Regions from separate parts of the Homo sapiens genome. Here region 2 is linked to region 1. A link is a contact called in ENCODE Hi-C or POLR2A ChIA-PET data. All regions are on one chromosome and are shown on one strand. Each heading gives the region's core, a stretch centred on a gene start or an enhancer-like site at or near the end of the contact. The rest is flanking DNA. Distances are from core to core; before and after follow the strand shown. Region 1 holds the start of DOCK2 (dedicator of cytokinesis 2). Region 2 overlaps STK10 (serine/threonine kinase 10).

What was found. A loop is a pair of places that touch in the nucleus more often than their neighbours do. ChIA-PET counts read pairs that join two places held with the same protein, here RNA polymerase II (POLR2A). Pooled maps may share reads with other maps.
Region 2: a pooled map shows a loop between it and region 1 (5-fold over the local background). The contact joins the enhancer-like site here to the promoter of DOCK2 in region 1. A Hi-C loop is called at or near these places in 2 of 50 pooled maps. POLR2A ChIA-PET finds 5 or more read pairs at or near these places in 2 of 52 experiments (activated B cell and activated T-cell).

The regions. Positions count from the first base shown.
Region 1 is chr5:169,631,757-169,638,923 of GRCh38, forward strand. It overlaps DOCK2 (dedicator of cytokinesis 2), which reads left to right and starts at 5,519. Exons shown (of 52, transcript NM_004946.3): 1 at 5,519-5,613. The coding sequence starts at 5,571. RefSeq lists silencers at 5,387-5,866, 5,897-5,956 and an enhancer at 6,217-6,316.
Region 2 is chr5:172,171,616-172,178,782 of GRCh38, forward strand. All of the region lies in intron 1 of STK10 (serine/threonine kinase 10), which reads right to left. Among named protein-coding and RNA genes, the nearest start is that of STK10, 13 kb to the right of the region's middle. RefSeq lists a silencer at 3,656-3,882. Within about 2 kb of position 3,201, at least 26 of the 41 ENCODE cell types and tissues checked have a DNase peak (open chromatin) inside an H3K27ac peak, as active enhancers do.

The DNA of each region.
Region 1 (7,167 bases), core at 4,269-6,768:
CTTAGGGAAAGAGTTTTCTTCAATTTACCTAAACCATGAGTCCAGTTAGATTTCTTTGGGCTATACTTGAGGCTTTGCATAGTTATTTCCTGTGGAATGTCTTTATTTCACATTTCACAAAAGTTGTTAAACCTCTCACGTTATTACAAACCTGCTTTGCTTATATTTTTCCTAGATTATTCCAGAAGCTTGAGAAGACCAAAACTACTTGGGCAAAGGTTCTCAGAAGTAACATGGAGAAGAGATTGGAAGGAGGCAAGGTTGGAGGAAGGGATCTCTAATCCAAGTTTCAAGGAAGATCTTAAGTTTGTGGGATGGGGAAGAGGGCAGATTCAACAGCTGTTTTTGAGATTATCATTTGGAATGAAAGGAAGATTAGGATGAGTTAAATTTCTGACCCGAGTGAAGTGAAGGGTAATGATGCACTCATGGGCAATCATAGTGGATATTGGCTACAATAAGGGATTTCATTTCTCTGGCCTCAGTTTGCTGATTAGCAAATTGGGGGTAAAATTGGGGTAATAATGGTACCTGTCTTATGGGGCTGCTTTTAGGATGACACGAGATAATGCATGCCAACTGTTTAAATCAGGGATTGAAAGGCAGTAAGTATTCAATGAATGGGGCTCAGAAAGTGTTCAGTGAATTTGCTGCAAACCACAAAGCTAGGTAAGTGATGGAGATGGGGTTCTAGCACCTGATTAAAGCACAGTCTGGTCACTTCATCTGTTAACATTGGGTAGAAACAGTCAGAAGAGGGACAAGTCTAGGGTACAGTTATGATATGAGCTTGGTTTTGAAATATGGAGACATTGATGGGGCTGGGAGGGGATGTCTAGGAGGTAGTTGGACACACAGGACTGAACTTAACAGAAATCTTGGCTAGAGATGTCCTTTTACCCACAGTCATCCCTCACAATGTATGTGAAGTTATAGTCATCAAGAGTGTACTACCTAATAGTCAAGTAACTGACAGATGGTGTTTAATAAAATTGTGTGACCAAGATTATTGTAAATTCTTTAAGTGGTTTTAGTCAGATTTTTATGTTTGACTATTGATCTCTCTTGCCAAAAAATTTTTATGATGCCATAGGATTGTTAACTGTAATGAAAAGCCCATATTTCAGAAACATAAAAGCCATCTCCTAACCATATGAAGTTTAAAGATTTCTGCACTAAAAGCCACCCCATTAAGAAGTTAATTAACCCTCAGTCAAAATTTCTAAACTTCATCTCCTTCAACTGAAAGCAGTTTTTCAACTCTTTTAATATGCTGAATTTGTTTGTTTAACATTATTTAAGGAAGAGATTCCTATTATAGGTTGTGTCACAAGTTGAATGGGGAAAAAAAAACTTCAGTGCTCCTCAAGTTCAATCTTATTTGCTTTCTGGCACCACCACCTACTCTTGGCCTCCCATCAGATACTTTACCACACTGTTAATGTGAAGTTGCCTGTTTGTATGTCAGAAGCTTAAACCTAAATCGAAAAAAAAAAAAAAAGTGTATTTTAGATCAACTGGCTACAAGTTTATGAAGACAACACAACTGTGTATAGCAGAAGATAGCAAACTGTGGTTCACAGATCAAATCTGGCTTGTTGCATGTTTTTGTATGGCCCATGAACTAAGACTAGTTTTTACATTTTTAAACTGCTGAAAAATATCAAAATAAAGATAACATTCCATGCTATATGAAAACTGTAGGAAGTAAAAATTCCATTTTATGGGAACACAGCCATGCTCATTCATTTATGCATCATTTATAGTTGTTTTCATTCTACAATGGCAGAGTTGACTATTTGCAACAAGGACTGTGTATGGTGTTTTCAATGCTACACAGTGCTCTCCAGCAACCCACTAATCACGAGGATGAGATTACAACTCCACAGCATTTAAAGTGCATATCTCTCTCTATGGTAACATTTAAAAAAATTACCAGTGCTATAGCCACCATGTCAAAAAGAAAAGAAAGAATAGTGGGCTCCAAATGTCATGCTTCTAAGGCACAGTGGAGTGTGTATTGTTTGTTACCAAATTAAATAGCACTATGGTTTAAATGTGACCCCCCCCAAAGTTCATGAGTTGGGAATTTAATCCCCAATACAGCAACAGTGTTGGAAGGTGGGGCCTAATAAGATGTAATTAGTAGATCATGAGGGCTCTGCATAAATAGATTAATGTTGTTATCGTAGGAGTGGGTTAGTTATTGAGGGAGTGGTTAGTTATTGTGAGAGTGGGTTTGTTATAAAAGTGAGTTTGGGCTTCTCTTGCTCTCTGGCTCTTGCCCTGTCACCTTCCACCACGGGATGGCACAGCAAAAAAATGCCCTTGCTGGATGTTGGCCCCTTGATATTTAACTTCCCAGCCTCCAGAGGTGTGAGCCAAATAAATTTCTGTTCATCATAAATTACACAGTCTGTAGCATTCTGTTATAGCAGCACAAAACAAACAAAGCAGAGGAGAAAGCATTGTGTTTATTACATGTTGACACTCCAAACAATATAATAGATTAAGCACTCATCACATCTTTTCCAACTTACACAAAAGCAATGACAAGAAAAATTAGAAAATTTAAAACAGAATATCTCATCACAGCACAATTTCTTTAAAATAATAAAAAGTGAAAATGAGACTACAACCAGAATAAGTTTCCAAGTGGCTTATTTGTTATGCAAGCAAGGCAAAATATTTTATTGATGTTAAGTTCATTAAATCATGTTTGATTATAGCAGCAGATGAAATATATCCAGTGAAAATAAATTAGTTTAAGACTTTTAGCCTTTTGGTGACACTGGTTGCTTGGTTGAGAACATTGACAGAAGCATCAATAGTGAATTTTAAAATGACTTCTAGTGGTTTTCCTTAGTTCTTGTTGACAAATATTACCAATACAGCTCAGTTGTTGTTTATTTGAGAAGTCAATGCTGAGTTCGAAGTGAATGAAGAAATAGCTTCTATGAAGAGCCTGTGTAGAAGAACTATAGGCAAGATTACTTTAAAAGAAAATGAGAAAACACTAATTCAACACAACCTGAAGTGGAATCTGCTAAGATGTGTTGCTAGTGTTCATGGTAAAAAAAATATCTGTGGAGCAGAAGAAGGCTTTTGGAGCAAATTTAGAAGGTGGGTGAAAATATAAGATATTTAAAGCTTATGATTATTAATTGTAATATTCACCATCAGGTACTTTGTGGAAAATATCTAAATCTGTGATGTTATTGAATCAGTGGTATCAAAGGTTAATTTTATTAGCTTTTCTGGACTTTTAACCATTGCCCATTTGGTAAACATTTTTTTCAGAAATAGAAAGTAAATATCCTGTCAGATCAGCATTAACATATGAATATTTGAATCAATTTCGATAAGGCACATTAACTTTGAACTCCAATAAGGTGAAATGTGATATCATTCCCAAAATGTATTTTTTTTTGCCTTACTAAGCTAGTATTACAAAAAATACTCATTCACATGATATTTTGAATTTTATTAATAAAAAAAATTTAGAACCTTTTTTCTTTCTTTACATAAGTACCTGCATCCTACATATATACTTGATTTTGCTTTCTGGACTGCAAAGACTAAAATACTATCTGTGACTTTACAGAAAATGTTTGGCATCCTCTATTGTATAGTCCCAATTTATAACATTGTTGTGATAGCTAGTTTTGTGAGTCAACTTGGCAAGGCTATGGCCCAGTTATTCAATCAAATACCAATCTTCACAATCTTCACAGGGGTTGCTGTGAAGTACTTTGTAGATGTGATTAACATCTACCATACATTGAATTTAATTAAGGGAGATTATCCTCAATACATTTGGTTGGTGTGATCCAATTAGTTGACAAACCTTATGAATAGAACTGAGGTTCCTTGAAAAAGAAGAAATTCCTCCTGAGGACATCTGCCTGTGAGTTTCCAAACTGCTCTTCCTGACAGCCCCACAATCGCATTAGCCAATCCCCAATCTCTCTCTGTCTCTCATATACATATATATGTATGTGTATATATATATATATATATATGCATATATGTATGTGTATATATATATGCATATATGTATGTGTATATATATGCATATATGTATGTGTATATATATGCATATATGTATGTATGTATGTGTATATATATATGCATATATGTATGTATGTATATATATGTATGCATATATATAAAATCTCCTACTCTGGTCATCTGGTGGAACCCTAATACCACTGCTGACTGTATAAGACATTATTACCTAATTTGTGCTGCTAGAAAACAGAAAAGAAAATAACTGCAGATAAAACAAAATCAATAATTTTTTGTTGCTCCAGTTCAGCTGTGATATTGCCTAATCTATCTTAATGACTCTCCAGTGTAAGGCAGAAAGGGGTAGTGAGAGTCATGAATAAAGAAAGAAAACTCAGCAAAACTTAAATTCAGCCTTATCACTGTGGATCAGACTTTTTTTTTTTTTTTTTGGACAGAATCTGTTCTCAGAGCAAAAATGAGATTTTTCGAGGAAATGTCTCCATTAGCCTAACTCTAGGGCTCTTTTCCTGGGTCCCACTGTTGCTGGCTGTGACAGCACCCTTCACCTTGCAGTGATGTTGGTAAATAGTGTATTTACGTATTTTCAGAGTAGAGCTTCTAGAGCTTACATCAGATTTTCCAACGGGTTTGTAGCACCAAAACGATAAAAAGCTGTAAATGGGCCAGGCACGGTGGCTCACACCTGTAATCCCAGCACTTTGGGAGGCTGAGGCTGGCGGATCACCTGAGGTGGGGAGTTCGAGACCAGCATGACCAACATGGAGAAACCACGTTTCTACTGAAAATGCAAAGTTAGCCGGGCATGCTGGTGCATGCCTGTAATCCCAGCTACTGGGAAGGCTGAGACAGGAGAGTCGCTTGAACTCGGGAGGCGGAGGTCGCGGTGAGCCGCGATCGCGTCGTTGCACTCCAGCCTGGGCAGCAAGAGAGAAACTCGAAACTCCGTCTCACAAAAAAAAAAAAAAAAGGCTGTAAAGGATCCACCTCCAGGTAAACATTTACTCTTCCATGTCACCTGCTGTGTACATTGTCTCTCTAACCCTCACAATAATCATATGAAGTAGGTATTAGTATCCCATTTCACAGATGAGAAAACTGAAGCTTAGAAAAATGAAGTCATTTGTCCCCGTCTGGATTCGAACCGAGATCTGACACCAAAGCTCATGCTGAGGGGAGTTAAGGAGGTTTGTTCAGTCCCTAGGCACGGCAATCAGGAAACTCTCTGCACTTGCGGTGGTGGTCTGGCGAGCCCCAGGTGGGGACTGGCCTCTGCTCCCTCGCCTGGGGAGGAGACAAAGTGGGAGTGGTCCCCAAGTTTTGCGTGAAGTGGGGTGGGGTGGCGTGTCTTAGCCTACGGGGCACCAGCCTTCTAGTGTGCCCCTGCCCAACGGGAGGGAGGAGGGAGCGGGGAGCCCCGGCGAGGGAGGAGAGGGCGGGCCCTGAGAGGAGTTTGAAAAGAGGAAGGAAGTGGGGCCCTGCGGCGCCCAGCCACCCCCTGACGGCTTCCCCACGGGAGGACGCGAGGCCCCGGCCCAGCCATGGCCCCCTGGCGCAAAGCTGACAAGGAGCGGCACGGCGTGGGTAGGTGCGGGCCCCAGGGCGCGGCAGGGAGCGGGACAGGTGGCGGGAGAGCCGCGAGCAGGAGGATGCTGCGGGGCCGGCGGCGCGGGGTGGGCAGGGCGCGCTGCCTGCAGGTCAGAGGGCGCAGCCTGCGGCGGGGCCTCGGGGCGGGAAAGCCGAGGCTCGGGGAGAGGACGGCGGGACCCCACCCCGCAGGCTAAGCACAGCCCTCGCCCTCTCGCCTGCTGAGGGAACCTTAGACATTTCCGAGATAGGGTCAAGACCTGCGCTTGACAACTCAGTTCTTCGCGCCAAACTCGGCGTCCCCAGGAGTGCCCCAGCTCGCCGCGTGGGAGACTTGGCCTTGTAGAGGGAGCTCCACTCTCCCCTGGCTCAGCCTTGGCCTGCCCACCATGCATACTTCCACCCCCTCCAAAGCGACACCCATTTGCCTGCTTCCCCTGTCTGTTCCTCCTGGGTCAGATGACTCCTGATTTGGCAGGGCATCCAGAGGGCAGCTCAAGCTTGGGGGAATGGGGCTGGACGGTGGGGTTCTCTACTCAGCCCCCCAGAGCCTCTGGGGAAAAAGGCTCCCGCCAGGTGGTCTTAGGGTAACCAAGAAGCTAGCTTCGTCAGCCTCAGCCATCTAAACTCCCAGAAGCCTCTGCCTGGAGCTCAGGGGCGGAAGTGGTGGCTGGGGGAAGGGAGGCCTCAGGTGCTGCTACTCTAAGTGTCATCCGTGGTGCAATCTCCATGGACTCACTGTGGTTTTTAAACTTAAATATCAAATAAAAAGTCACTCTGGAGCTTCCTACACAGGCGGATACCAGACACCATCTCAGAGATAAATATTTCGCAGGTGAGGCATTGGAAGACCCAAACACCCAGAGGGATTTGATGCAGGGGGTCCCCAGGCCACTGTTTGGGAAACACTGCCCTGGAGAGATCAGCAGTTATCCACTCAATTACTGGGTACCGGGCACTGTGGGGTCATTTTGATATAAATGGTCCCCATCCAGAGAACAAATAATAATTCATATCTCAAGGGGCAGTTACAAAGTAAGGAAGGATACAGCTTCTGCCCTTGAGGAGTTATGTGTAAGGCTAGAGGCTTGGACTGGGAAGTCAGAACTGAGTTCAAATCAGGGTCTGTTTCCTCGTCTATAAAGTGGAAGTAATAATAATGCAGGTCTCATGAGACTCTTGTGAGGATTGAATGGGGTTATGCATGGAAAGCATTTAGTAGTGTGCTGGCTCAATAAGAGTTAGTGATTCAGGTCCAGGGTCTTACCTAGCAGCTTCAGAACCAAGAGACACCAGCACCAAGATGCACCCTAATGCCAGATTCAGGACAGTCATGCCTTATGAGACTGTAGTATTTCATGGTTTGCAAGACCAAAGGTCATGCAATCTCTGTCTGACTTCAGAACCCCCATGTGAGGCAGTGTATTATTCCCAACTTACAGGTGAAGTAACCAAGTTTACATCACTTGGAAGCAATGGAGCGGGCCTTAAATTCAATTGTCTTCAGACCCTAGGCCCTTTGCATGGCACCAGAAAAGCATCTAGAAGGGG
Region 2 (7,167 bases), core at 1,951-4,450, 2.5 Mb after region 1:
GAAGCAGGAGAATCACTTGGACCCGTGAGGCAGAGGTTGCAGTAAGCCAAGATCGCGTTACTGCACTCCAACCTGAGCGACAGAGTGAAACTCTTGTCTTAAAATAAAATAAAATGAATAGAATAGAATAGAATAGAATAGAATAGGCTGGGTCCAGAGTGAAAGTCTAGAAATATTCACTCATTATACTCTCTCTGGCCACAAATATATTCTTCCATACTTTACAAAATTGGGATTAAACTGTATACACTGGTCATTCTTACTTTCACTTAACAGTATAGCATGGCTGGACACAGTGGCTCACACCTGTAATCCCCCTGTAAGGCCAGCACTTTGGGAGGGGAGGTGGGTGGATCACCTGAAGTCAGGAGTTTGAGACCAGCCTGACCAACATGGTGAAACCCTGTCTCTACAAAAATACAAAATTAGCCAGGCATGGTGGCACGCACCTATAGTCCCAGCTACTCGGGAGGCTGAGGCAGGAGAATCTCTTGAACCCAGGTGGTGGAGGTTGCAGTGAGCTGAGATGGCACCACTGCACTCCAGCCTGGGTGACAAGAGTAAAACTCCATCTCAAAAAAACAAACAGTATGGCATGCACAGCCCTTCGGAGCACAAAACACTCTTCCCCAACGTCATCTCCAAGGGTGGCAGAATGTTCCACTGAGTGACGGGACCCTCCTCTATTTGAGCAGCTCCCTATCATGGGGCCATGCCACCCTGGTCGCGTGGTGCCGCATCCAAAAGCATAGGCCTTGATTTACATGTTGTCAAATGCTCTCCAAATGGCAGGACCAAGCTATACCCGTGTTCCACCAACACTAGGTATCATCCAGATGTGACGCTGGGCTTGGGTCAGTTCTGCCACATCTGGCTGTGTGTCCTTGGCACTGGCCTCATGATGGTGCAGGTGTAAAGATGCCTATGTCCCACTGTGAGAGGCACTATTGTCCCTATTTTGCAGAAAAGAAAACCAAGGTTCAGAGGGGTGACATCACTTGCCCAGGGTTACACAGCAATGCCAACTGCTGAGCTGCGACTTGTAAGATGAACAGCATCCCCAGGTCAGAAGCCTCTGAAGTGGCCGGGCGCAGTGGCTCATGCCTGTAATCCCAGCACTTTGGGAGGCTGAGGCGGGTGGATCACTTGAGGTCAGGAGTTCAAGACCAGCCTGGCCAATATGGTGAAACCCTGTCTCTACTAAAAATACAAAAATTAGCTGGGTGTGGTAGCACGTGCCTGTAATTCCAGCTACTCGGGAGCCTGAGGCAGGAGAATCGCTTGAACCCAGGAAGCGGAGGTTGCAGTGAGTCGAGATCGCGTCACTGCACTCCAGCCTGGGTGACAGAGCAAGACTCTGTCAAAAAAAAGAAAAAAAAAAGCCTCTGAGGCGAGGAGACCCGCGTGGGGTGGGCTGGGGTCTTCAGGGGTCCTCTCCTAGCCACTGTAGATGGTCCTGCAGCCAGACCAGAGGCCAGCACCAGTGTCTGGAGCTCCAGTTTCCTCATTAACAGAGGCGCCCCAGTCACCTCTCCCCAGCTCAAAGATGGGTTTCCTATCACCTCAAAGTGGCGGTTGTGGGGAGGGCAGTGAGGGCCCCCAAAAAGAAGGGGTCTTGAGAGGGAGCTCAGGCTTCCCCAACCCCGTATCAGGGCCCTCTAAGATGCAAAGCAAGGGTAGAAAGAATCTCAGGGCTGACCAGGGAGGTTCGCCAGCTCTGACAAGGGTCATTGCCTCAGGGTGACAATGCTGGCTCTGACAGTGGCAACTGCCTCATAGGGCCAAGCGTTGGGCCTGGGCTCCCAGACAAGACTGTGTGGAGCTTTCCAGGAAGGAGAGTGAAGGGAAGCCAGGCATCAGCATTAGCTTCTTTCTCCAGGGCACAAATGCTCCACTTCTGGTGCCCTCAACTACAACTCACCCTGGGGCAGGCACGGAGCTGAGACCTTACACTCATCCCACCAGACCCCCCAGTAGCCCTGTGCCGTCTCCAGGCTGGGATGCAGGCTTATTTTATCTTCATAACAGAGAGAGCAACAAACTGAGGCTGATCCCAGAACGCTTTACATCCCTCCACCCAGAAGCACCCTGCAGTGTAACAGGCAAGGGAGGAGTTCAGGGCCTCAAGGCAATCTGCCTCTGTCAAGCCCCAGGAAGGGGAAGATCAGCTTAAGTCACCCCACAGAAATGGCAACAATCACAGTAACAGCCACATTTACATCTTGTGTGTGAGGCAGGACAGTGAGGGCTGGCCACAAGCATCAATGTTCGCAAAGTCGGGGCAAAGGGCTGTTTTGATTTAGACGTCACAGCTCAAGATGCTGAGGATCAGAGGGGTGAGGTGACTTGCCCAAAGTCACACAGCCAACAGGCAGGGAAGCTAGGAGGAAGCTCAGAACTGATTCCAGCGCCACATCATAACCACAATGCGGCCTCCCGAGTGTAGCCACGTCATAACCACAATGCGGGGCCTGTCCAGGGAGAGGCAACAAGCGAGGCCCGGCATTCACTCACTCATCCTTTCAATTGCTCAGCAGGTATTTTTTGTTGTTGTTGTTGTTTAATTTTTTTTTGAGACGGCGTTTCACTCTTGTTGACCAGGCTGGAGTGCAGTGGCGCAATCTCAGCTCACTGCAACCTCCGCCTTTCGGGTTCAAGCTATTCTTCTGCCTCAGCCTCCTGAGTAGCTGGGATTACAGGCGCGCACCATCACGCCCAGCCAATTTTTGTATTTTTAATAGAGATGGCGTTTCACCATATTGGCCAGGCTGGTCTCGAACTCTTGACCTCAGATGATCCACCCGCCTCGGCCTCCCAAAGTGCTGGGATTACAGGTATGAGCGAGCCACTGCACGCCTGCAGCTCAGCAGTTATGAACTGAACATCTACCCTCCGCGGGCCCTGTTCCAAATGCAGGGGACACAAAGATCACTCCTTGTCCTCAGGGACTTCACATCTGCTGGAGGGGACAGAAAATAAAGAAGGAGAAACACAAGAGAATCCCAGTTTGTAACAACAGCCCTGAAGGAAATCTACAGGCAGCTGCCACCATGGTCAGGGAGCGGTGGTCGGGACAGGCCTCTCTGAGGAGGGAATCTGAGTTGAGACCCGGAGAATGAGGAGGAGCCAGCTGTACAGAGTCACAGGTAGACTGGCAGGCAGGGGACCCGCCAGCGCAATGGCAATGGTCCGGAAGCAGAAAGGAGCTGCGCTTCCCTCAGCTCCTCCCAGAGGCACCACTGGCCTCCACCACCCTGCACCACCTGACCCAGGCTGGCTGGAGTTAACTCTTCAGTCACCAGTGCATTGGTAAAGTCCCTCCTCGTCCCCATCCTTCTCCCCAAGTCTTAGTGTCTAATTCTGGCTCTGGTATAGCCTGTTTTTTCTTGTTATTGTTGTTTTCAGACAACCTGCTTTTCAGTCAGGGTCTTGCCCTGTCACCCAGACTGGAGTGCAGTGGTGTGATCACAGCTCACTGCAGCCTTGAATTCCTGGCCTCAAGTGATCCTCCTGCCTCAGCCTCCAGAGCAGCTAGGACTAGATTTGGTGCCACCACGCCTGGCTAATTTTTTAAATTTTTTGGAAGAGATGGAGTCTTCCTATGTTTCCTAGGCTGGTCGTGAACTCCTAGCCACCCGAAGTGCCAGCCCTGCTATAGTCTGTTAGTATGAAAAAATCGGTAAGCTATGGGGGGAGAAGGGAAAAAATGCATCACAGGGGAAGCAGAGAGAAAGGGGAAGAGAAAGAGTGAAGTGGAAGGTGAGTATGGTGGAGAGAGGGAGAAGGGAGAAGGAAGCCTTTCAGCACTCACCCTCCCTGCTCTGCTGACAAGACCCAGAGACACCCTGCACTGCAGGCTGCTGCGGTCCCAGCAGCCCCACCCACCAGGGTGCCAGGAGGGGCCCCAGGAGCACTCAGCTTCCCCGCCCTGACACCCGCCCTTTTCCCCTGCCACTTCCTGTGCTAGTCCTGCCTGCACCCCTCACCACTTCCTCTGCATGAGAGGCCACCATCCATCGCCATCCAGCTGAGGCACGCTTGCAAAGAAGGGTGACATTCCTGGGCACAGAGACCACAAGGCCAAGAGTAGACACCGCACTGAAGCGACCGTGGACTGCCCAACAAGCCCGTTTGTCTTTCTCTCTGTGCTATGCAAGAGAAAAGAGACACGCTCCTGGCCAGAAAGATCTGGATGCAAGTCCCAGCCCTGCCAAAAAAAAGCTATGTGACCCTGAGTAAGTCACTGTACCTCTCTGGGTCTCTGCTTCATCAGGTGTGGAGTGAGGATATCCCCCTACCTTTCATGGGGATACGAGAAGAATAAATGATGGACATGTAGGAACTGAGCAAAAGTCAACTCCCTACTCATCTATCTTGTTCACTTTGGAACCCACAGGGCCTGGCACAAGTAGGTGCTCAATAAACAATCTAGAGCTAACACTTACATGACTTCTTCCAGTGTCCTAGACTAAGTGGTTTCCATGGGTTGTCTCATTTCATCTTCCAACAGCCCTATGTGATTGTACCATTACCATCACCATTTCACAGCTTAAGAAACTGAGGCAGAGATAAGTAAATTCCTCAGCATCACACAGCCTGCAAGAGGTAGAGCCAGGCTTGAACTGCAGGAATTCCTCCAGGTTCCCAGACAACCTCTGATCCGCAGCAGACACAAGCTTGCCTTCCTGTCTCATCCTCTCTGCTCTCTTTCCATCTCCTAAGATGCCCTAGACTCTTTCATGCCTCCTGTCTCACAAACATCTTCTCAGGCTGGTCACCTCTCACCTGTCACCTCACTCCCTCAGCTCTGATTCGGGTTCCAACTACAGCTCTGGCCTTCCCTCCCACACCCACCTGGTTCGGTCACCAGGGTCGGTCACTCTGGCCCAGCCTCCATTCAGCATGGACCACCTTAGTTTTGGGCAGCCAGGAATCCTGGCTCTGGCACCCTGCAATTGTGTCGCCTCTCTGGTCATGGCCTCCTCCCCCATCAAAAGACAGTCCTTCTCTAATGTTACATGGGCTGACCTGATCAGGCCCTGGGGGACTTAAGGCAGGCAGGACATTTTTTGAGATCAAAACTGCCAAGTCTAAATTCATTGGCTTAGCATTCAAAGCTCTCTTGACTTGGTCCCTGCTATGGTCCGAGTGTCTGTGTCCCTACAAAATTCTTATGTTGAAATCCCAACCTCCAAGGTGATAGCATTAGAAGGAGGGGCCTTTTGGGAAATGATTAGGTCTTAATGAGATTAGTGTTCTTGTAAAACAGACCCCAGAGGCCGGTGCGGTGGCTCACGCCTGTAATCCCAGCACTCTGGGAGGCCGAGGCGAGTGGATCACTTGAAGCCAGGAGTTTGAGACCAGACTGGCCAACATGGTAAAACGCCATCTCTACTAAAAATACAAAAATTAGCCAGATGTGGTGGTGCACGCCTGTGATCCCAGCTACTCTGGAGGCTGAGGCACAAGAATCACTTGAACCCAGGAGGCGATCATGCCGCCAGTGAGCCGCGATCATGCCACTGCACTCCAGCCTGGATGAAGGAGTGCAGTCTTTAAAAAAAAAAAGAAAAGACCCTAGAAGGCTAGCTGTCCTTCTGTCCCTCCCACTATGTGAGGTCACAGCGAGAAGGCACCATCTATGAAGCAGAGCAGGCCCTCGTTAGACACCAACTCTGTGGGAGCCTTGATCTTGGACTTCCCAGCCTCCAAACTATGTGAAATAAAATGTTTATTGTTTGCAAGCCATCCAGCCTATGGTATTTTGTCACGGCAGCCCGAATGAGCCACGCCCCCAAATGCTATTGCAGATCTGGCCTGGCCCTGGCCCATGCCCACTTCCCAAATCCAGTGACCACTGGGTTTGAGGAGGCAACAGTAGAGGCCAGATCTGTCGTGCCCAACATGGCAGTCACTAGCCACATGTCACTATCGAGCACCTGACATGTGGCTGGTGCAGATGGAGATGTGCCATAAGTGCAACACCCACCAATTTCAAAGACTTCGCATGAAAAAGAATACAACACATTGCTTTAATTCTGCATTTATTACATGCTGAAGTGATAAATATACCATTAAAATTCATTTCCCTATTTTTCCTCTGGTTTGAATGAGGTGACTAGGAAACCTGCCATTGCCTGTATAGCCTGCGTAACACTCCCTTGGACAGCATCATTAGCCCAGAGACAGAAGGGACCAACTTACCTGTTTTTGTTTTGTTTTGTTTTGTTGAGACAGAGTCTTGCTCTGTTGCCCAGGCTGGAGTGCAATGGCGCTTTCTCAGCTCACTGCAACCTCTGCCTCCCAGGTTTCAGGTGATTTTCCTGCCTCAGCCTCCCAAGTAGCTGGGACTACAGGCATGAGCCACCACACCCAGCTAATTTTGTATTTTTAGTACAGATGAAGTTTCACCATGTTGGCCAGGCTGGTCTCGAACTCCTGACCTCAGGTGATCCACCCACCTCGGCCTCCCAAAGTGCTGGGATTACAGGTGTGAGCCACCGCGCCCAGCCCAGGATCAAATTATCTGATACTTACAGAGAAGACCGAAATCTGGGATTTTCTGTGAAATCTCTTCATTTAAAAATACTGGCAATCAAGTCAAATTTGGTTCAACCCGCGTGGGGGCCACACCGTGTGGCCCCATCCTCAGGCCACATCAGGCCGCTACATCAGGCTCAACGGCCAGCAGTCAGCAACCTCGGGCCACTCATGGGCCGGCCTCTCTCCTGGCCTGGACTTCCTTCCCTCCACCTTATCACCATCCCGCCTGCCGTACCAGGTGGAAGCTTCCCCGCTCTCGGCTGGCTGCCTGCTTGTCCCTGTACAACTCTCATCTCAGGCAGCACCTTTCGGTCTCCTCCCCCATGACACACTGGAAGCAGCAGGGGAGGCCGCCTTCTTATCCTGAGCACCTACGGTGGCTAACTGGATACCCGCTGTATGAGCTACTCAGGCAATTCTCACAATAGCTCCCGCAGGTGTAGTCAGCCCCACTGTACTCATGGGGAAGCTGAGGGAGGCTGAGACAAGCCACTTGCCTGAAAGGACACAGTGGCTAAATGGCACAGCCGGGATGCAAACCCTGGCTTCTCTGACTGAAAGACCCAACTCTCTCATTGCACACCCAGAGACCTGACAGAGGAGGTCAACAAATACCGTCTGCCG